Linked DNA regions of Homo sapiens: region 2 is linked to region 1. Evidence: chromatin loops called from intact Hi-C (ENCODE). Cell type or tissue: Caco-2. All regions are shown on one strand. Each heading gives the region's core, and the rest is flanking DNA. Links, peaks and the distances in the headings are about the cores only. Region 1 overlaps CNTNAP2 (contactin associated protein 2). Region 2 overlaps CNTNAP2 (contactin associated protein 2).

Region 1 (2,936 bases), core at 141-2,640:
TAAATCCCCACTCATGGGTGTGTTTTTTACTATTATGATGAGCAAAATGTTACCTTTAGGGTGAGCCAAGTCAAAATGCACATGCTCGCTACTGGGGAAAGTCCCTATTGAAGTGATTTTTCTGCTAGGGCCAGGTAAGTCTCAGTGAGGGCTGGATAAGCCTAACCATAAGCCCAGATGTGGCTACTGTTAATTCTGATTGCTCTAACCACAGAGCATAAATTTTCTTTTTGCATTGATTCCAAGTGGTGCAAGGTATTTAGAGCTTCTGGGGCTTTCTTTCCTGCTATCTGTCTGTCTATCTACCTGTCTATCTAGCTACCTACTCTAATGCTTTTCTTCATACAAATAAATGCAGTAACTTGTCATGAAATTTTAAAAAATAAGAAAAAAGCCACCTTTTGTATAATTATAGTTATATTATTGAATTTCATTAACTTCATCAGATTAATGTAAATTAAATATCTGAGCATATTTAATTTCTAGTTTCTTGGTTGTGGGTTGTGGGCTGTGTAAGTAAGAAAAAAGCCACCTTTTTTTCTGGGTTTCCTATAACCTGACTAGAATTACTAAGGTATCTATAATTAATGTAAATTCAGCTTTCATAAAATTAAATATCTTAAAATATCTGAGCATATTTAATTTCTAGTTTCTTGGTTGTGGGTTGTGTAAGTACTTCAGAACTATCTTTAGTCACACCAACAAAAGAGAAAATCATACTCACTCTCCAATAAGTAAATTACAAAAAAAATACTTATTTCCTTAATAGCTTTTGACATAATAAAATACACTAAAATAAAATAAATGAACTTCTCTCCCTAATCATCAATGGAAAGAAAAGCTAAGCTTCTAATAAAATAAGTGCAAGTTCATTTTCCTGTTTCTTGTTAAAATTATTTAATATGACAAGTGTCTAATACATTATTGCATATCAACACAATATTATCCACTAAGGAAACACCTAATTTGGGGTGGCCCCACGTTTTCAATAGACCCAATTATTCAACCCCTAACATTCTATTCATTATTTTTTTAGGATCCATTAGCAAAATATTCTAAACTATCATTTGTAGTAACAATAAGGAAAGACCGTGACTTGTTAATCCTGGTTATAAGCGTATTGAATGACCTACTCAAGGAAGGAGGAGCAGAAAATAATGAGAACCAGCTGGTTCTAAATCTTCCATTATTTCTAATATATAAGGAGAGAATGAACTATAATTTTTATGGTCTTCATCTGACAATACTTCAAGAAGAGGTCGCTTACTATGGTGATTCATTTTCAAAATTTACACTTTAGTTTACTATACCTGGTGTGGGAACCAGTTTGCTTCAAGAAATTATAATTTTAGGAAATGGAAAAAATATTTTTCCTCTATTCATATTAGGTTTATTGGTTGGGTCCCTGCAAATTAGACTGAAGAAAGATTAGTTAACAAAAGAAAACAAACAAAATAAAAAAAACAGGAGTTTTTTAAGACATACATTGTGCATACACACGTAAGTACGCCGTCATAAGTAACTCAAAGGATTGGTTACAATGTAGGCTTATATAGCATTCTGACAAAAATAATTTTATAGATAAGCAGCAAAACAAAAGAAAAGGACTTTGAACCTCTGCGGCCAGCAAATTGTGGAAAGGCAAATATGTAGGGAGACTAATGGTAGATAAAGCCTAGTTCGTAAGGTTTATTTATCTGGACTTTTTCTCTGTACCTTGTTGTCTCGGGTGATAAAGTGGTTATTCTTTTTCTGATACAAAAATTGAGAAAGAGGAGAGAGACATAGCCTTCACAAAGAGAAGTTGTTTTGTGTGTTCAGGTAGATAGGGGGAGGGCAGAGAGGTCTTCTGGTGTTTGGATTTTTTTTTTTTTCAGTTGCCTTAAGTTCAAAATATTTTTAATGCTCAATTGGGCTATTTTGGGGTAATATTACTCCAAAGCTTTTCATTAAAAAATAGAAAAATTATACAAATGCCTTCCAAAGATCTAGATTATGCATATATAGAAAACACAAACACATACACAAACATACATATAAGTAGCGCAAGTTTCCATGTCAAGTGTACCTATCTGTCTTTACTTTGTTAAATGTATCACCTCTTGCTAACATGTATGTCTTACTATTTAGTAGTGGGAGTAATTCAAAAACACTAAGGTCAATGTTCTGATAATCATCCGATTTTTCCCCATTCTGCTTATAAAACATCAGATTTATAAAAACCTAATGTCTGATTGAGAAAAGGACTCATGAACAAAAATCAAGCCATATAATGTCTAACAAAATTGGTGGTTATTATATGGTAGCAGTTTGACAACCGACAGTTTTCATCCAGACTTAGTCCGATATGTGCATTTACCTTGGCTGTAGAACTGTGTTGTTTATTTCACTTGGAGTTGTGCTGAATTAATAATTTCCCTTCAAAAGGGTATCATTAGTAGCCAGTGGACTTTTCAAGCTGTTTATTTTGAATTTGCAATTCAATTGAATGAAAGGAAATACATATAAATATGGATCATTTCAGATAAAAATAAGGCTTTTGTTTTAGTAGGGAAAATATAGAATAGCTTAACTCAACATCTAGTAGAATATTTATCAATCTAGTTCCCAACATTAATGAGAGCTTCAACTAGCAGCAAATTCTATAGACTTCCTTCTACCTAGAGCTTAAGAGATAAGTCATCAGCTTAAATTTTGGAGTGTGACTGTCACAATGTTTCAACAAAATCAGTCAGATTCTTTAGAAGCTACACAGTTTTCACAGTTATTAATGTATATAGATGTATATGAAAATACATACTGATGTAAATTTCTATGTAGCTCTGCCCAGTGGAAGAGCCTAGGAGCAACAATGCTCCAGTATGCTCCAGTATCATTGAACACACCAGGCGTCTATATCTTGGTTCTTTTTTTTTTTTTTTTTTTTGAGACAAAGT
Region 2 (2,936 bases), core at 201-2,700, 70 kb before region 1:
AGAGTCTCTGTGAACCTGCTGTGATTCTGGAGGCTGCCTGATTCACGAAGGTTTCATTGCTTCACTAAACTCCTTTAAATTTAAAATAAAATAAAATGTGTTCATGAACATGAGTTCTAGGTTGGTTTTGGCAGTTTTGTAAGATCAATAAAAGCTTCATTTAATTTATTTGAAAACAGTGTTTAGGAATACCCCAAAGTATGTTCTCACATCGAGGGATTTAGAAAGTGAAAACCGGCCGGGCGCAGTGGCTCATGCCTGTAATCTCAGCACTTTGGGAGGCCAAGGCAGGCGGATCACGAGGTCAGGAGATTAAGACCATCCTGGCTAACACAGTGAAACCCCGTCTCTACTTAAAAAAAATAGAAAAACTTAGCAGGGTGTGGTGGCACGCGCCTGTAGTCCCGGGAGGTGGAGTTTGCAGTGAGCTGTGATCACGCCACTGCACTCCAGCCTGGGTGACAGGGTGAGACTCTTGTCTCAAAAAAAAAAATAAAAATAAAATAAAATAAAATAAATAAAAGCGAAAACCGACTGTTAATACTTGTACACTTTCAAAATGATGAATATTTTAAAGTTTAAGTTGTTCTCACTAGAGTTAACTCCAGGATTTCTTTATTTCTGTTAAGAAGAGGAAACCTTGCTATGGGTAGTGCTTTTCTCACAAGCTTTTCTCACAGGGGCACTTGCCTGAAATTATGTGGTTTATTTTGGTTTATAAAAAGTGGCTGGGACAAGGCTGCAAAGGTTGGTAGTAAAGTACCTGACACCTGCCCTGGAAACTTCCATTGGCTCTTGCTCTTACTTTTATTTTATTAAAAAAATGCACGTGTAAGAGAGATGGTGTTGAATATGTTGTAATTATAAATAATGCCAACCTAAAATAATTAAAAAGGGTTAGAATCTAGTTTAATAAGAGTTTATTCAAGCACAAAGTTTGAAGACAGCCACTCAGGAAGCACAGGTTACAAAGACTAAAAGTCAGTGTTCTGATGGTAGAAGCTTAGGGTTGTTTATAGAGACAAAGTTTAAGGAAGCTAAAAAGAATTTCAACATCTTTCTGTACAAGGCTGGATGCATATTTACAATGATCTGATTAGTTGAGACTGTATTTTTCTTTCAGGAAGGGTATATTTAACATTCCACCCTGAAGATGTAACAGTCATGAGGTCGTTTGAACCATCTGGTCTGAGTTAGGTACATGACAATAAAAGAGGTAGTTAATCTATAACAAAGATAAGTGAATTGAAGGGGTAAGATGTCTGATCTCTAGTCTCCCCTAGTCATTTACAGAGCAAGAACAATGAAGAAGAGAGTAAATCTATAATCTAAGAAGCTGAACTTGCACACATACTATGTGACTCATCTCCAAAGCTTAACTTTCCCCTTGGCGTAATAAATTAAGAGCGTCCTAAAATTACAATCCACAGATAAGTATAGATACAGCGCTTTATATGTGTGTGTTTATATATATCTCTCTGTATATTTACATATATAATATATAAGTAGTAGAAGTAGAAGTAGTTTTATATATTATATATACATATATGTGTGTACATGTATACATGTGTGTATACATATGTACACATATATATGTATATATAATATATAAAACTACTTCTTTTGTACATTGTATTCTGCTTCTAAGAATGACATCACTGCAAAAACAAATCCCTCCACTCCACATCCATGTTACAGTGAAACATTTCTCATTAATGCTCCATCACTTATTAATTTAAATGTTAGATTCTGTTTAGGGTATTATGTTTATAATTTTTATTCTGATTGCCATGTAAAAATATTTCGTTAAAATATTGTAAAGTATTTTTGAAATGTCTTGCTAATCTTATTATTCTGTATATTCCTTATTAGCCCATCAGCTTCTCGAGGGACAAAAAATTACGCATTTCATTTTTATTTTGTGTGCTCAAATCTATTGTCTTATTCATCATTCAACAAATATTTATTGAGCTTACGATATACCAAGCCAAGCATTAGATATTGGTAGTCCCAGAAATCTAACAATCCTGATGAATTGAGTGATTATTGAAAGTGAATTTACAAATTCATCATCCTTCTATCTAAGTTTTAGTGCAGAAAGACATTGTCAATGCAGGCTAGCCTTTACTGTAGGACAAATGGAAACCTGACATTTACAAGAAAATATAATTTCATAATGTATCTAGGAGGAAAAATATTTATCACTGCCAACCCAGGAAAAAATAGAAAACTTAACAAATGCTAGGTATTGACCAAAGAAACACATGATCAACTGTAAATCTACCCCCAAATGAGAAAAAATGCATTTTTTCTTCTACTAGTAGCTCTAAGCAAGCGGCAGTCTACAATGTTTTTTCTTGTTCTATAGTATGTTTCAGAAACTCACAATAGGAGTTCGTTTTGAATTCTTCTGTGTAGCTCATTTTCCATTTGGGGAATCTATTTCTTATCCATTTGTCCACATCTATAACTAGCAAATAGAGAATTCAATATAGCAAATGTGCCTACAGTAAATTCAAAATTGCCTCTCATCCATTTGTGAGCAACACATAAATAATGAAGGCGACATTAAAACTTCGGGTTTTTTTATTTTTACTTCTTTCTCTGAAATATCTTTTCCAGCAAAATAAATGGTTTGAAATAATTATCTATTTAGAAGCACTGCAATAGCTGTGGGAATGTGATTGCCATTTACCTTTCAGGATTTTACGGTTCCCATGAGAAGAAGAAATTTTTTGATTCCTTGATTCTCTTTTCCTTCATTATACTTCATTCTTAACCCATCAGTTTTTTAATTTGCCTGTAATAGATGGGGCTCAGTGTCTCAAGAGCATCCCAATTTTATGGTTATAGAAACCAGACTTAGTAGACAAAATGTTTCCTTTTGAGCAAAGACTTAGTGGTTTTAGCACCTACAAAAAAACTAAAGGAATAAA

The links. A loop is a pair of places that touch in the nucleus more often than their neighbours do. Peaks named below come from ENCODE experiments on the same cell type or tissue, not always from the same donor. Only the 100,000 strongest peaks of a DNase experiment are listed, where the experiment ranks them.
Region 2: it touches region 1 in a loop (8-fold over the local background); 1 of 110 quality-filtered maps calls a loop at or near these places.

The regions. Positions count from the first base shown.
Region 1 is chr7:147,007,102-147,010,037 of GRCh38, forward strand. All of the region lies in intron 3 of CNTNAP2 (contactin associated protein 2), which reads left to right. Among named protein-coding and RNA genes, the nearest start is that of CNTNAP2-AS1, 89 kb to the right of the region's middle. In Caco-2, for the core only: no CTCF peak of the experiment used is centred there; a DNase peak (open chromatin) is centred at 1,620.
Region 2 is chr7:146,936,870-146,939,805 of GRCh38, forward strand. All of the region lies in intron 3 of CNTNAP2 (contactin associated protein 2), which reads left to right. Among named protein-coding and RNA genes, the nearest start is that of CNTNAP2-AS1, 160 kb to the right of the region's middle. In Caco-2, for the core only: no CTCF peak of the experiment used is centred there; no DNase peak of the experiment used is centred there.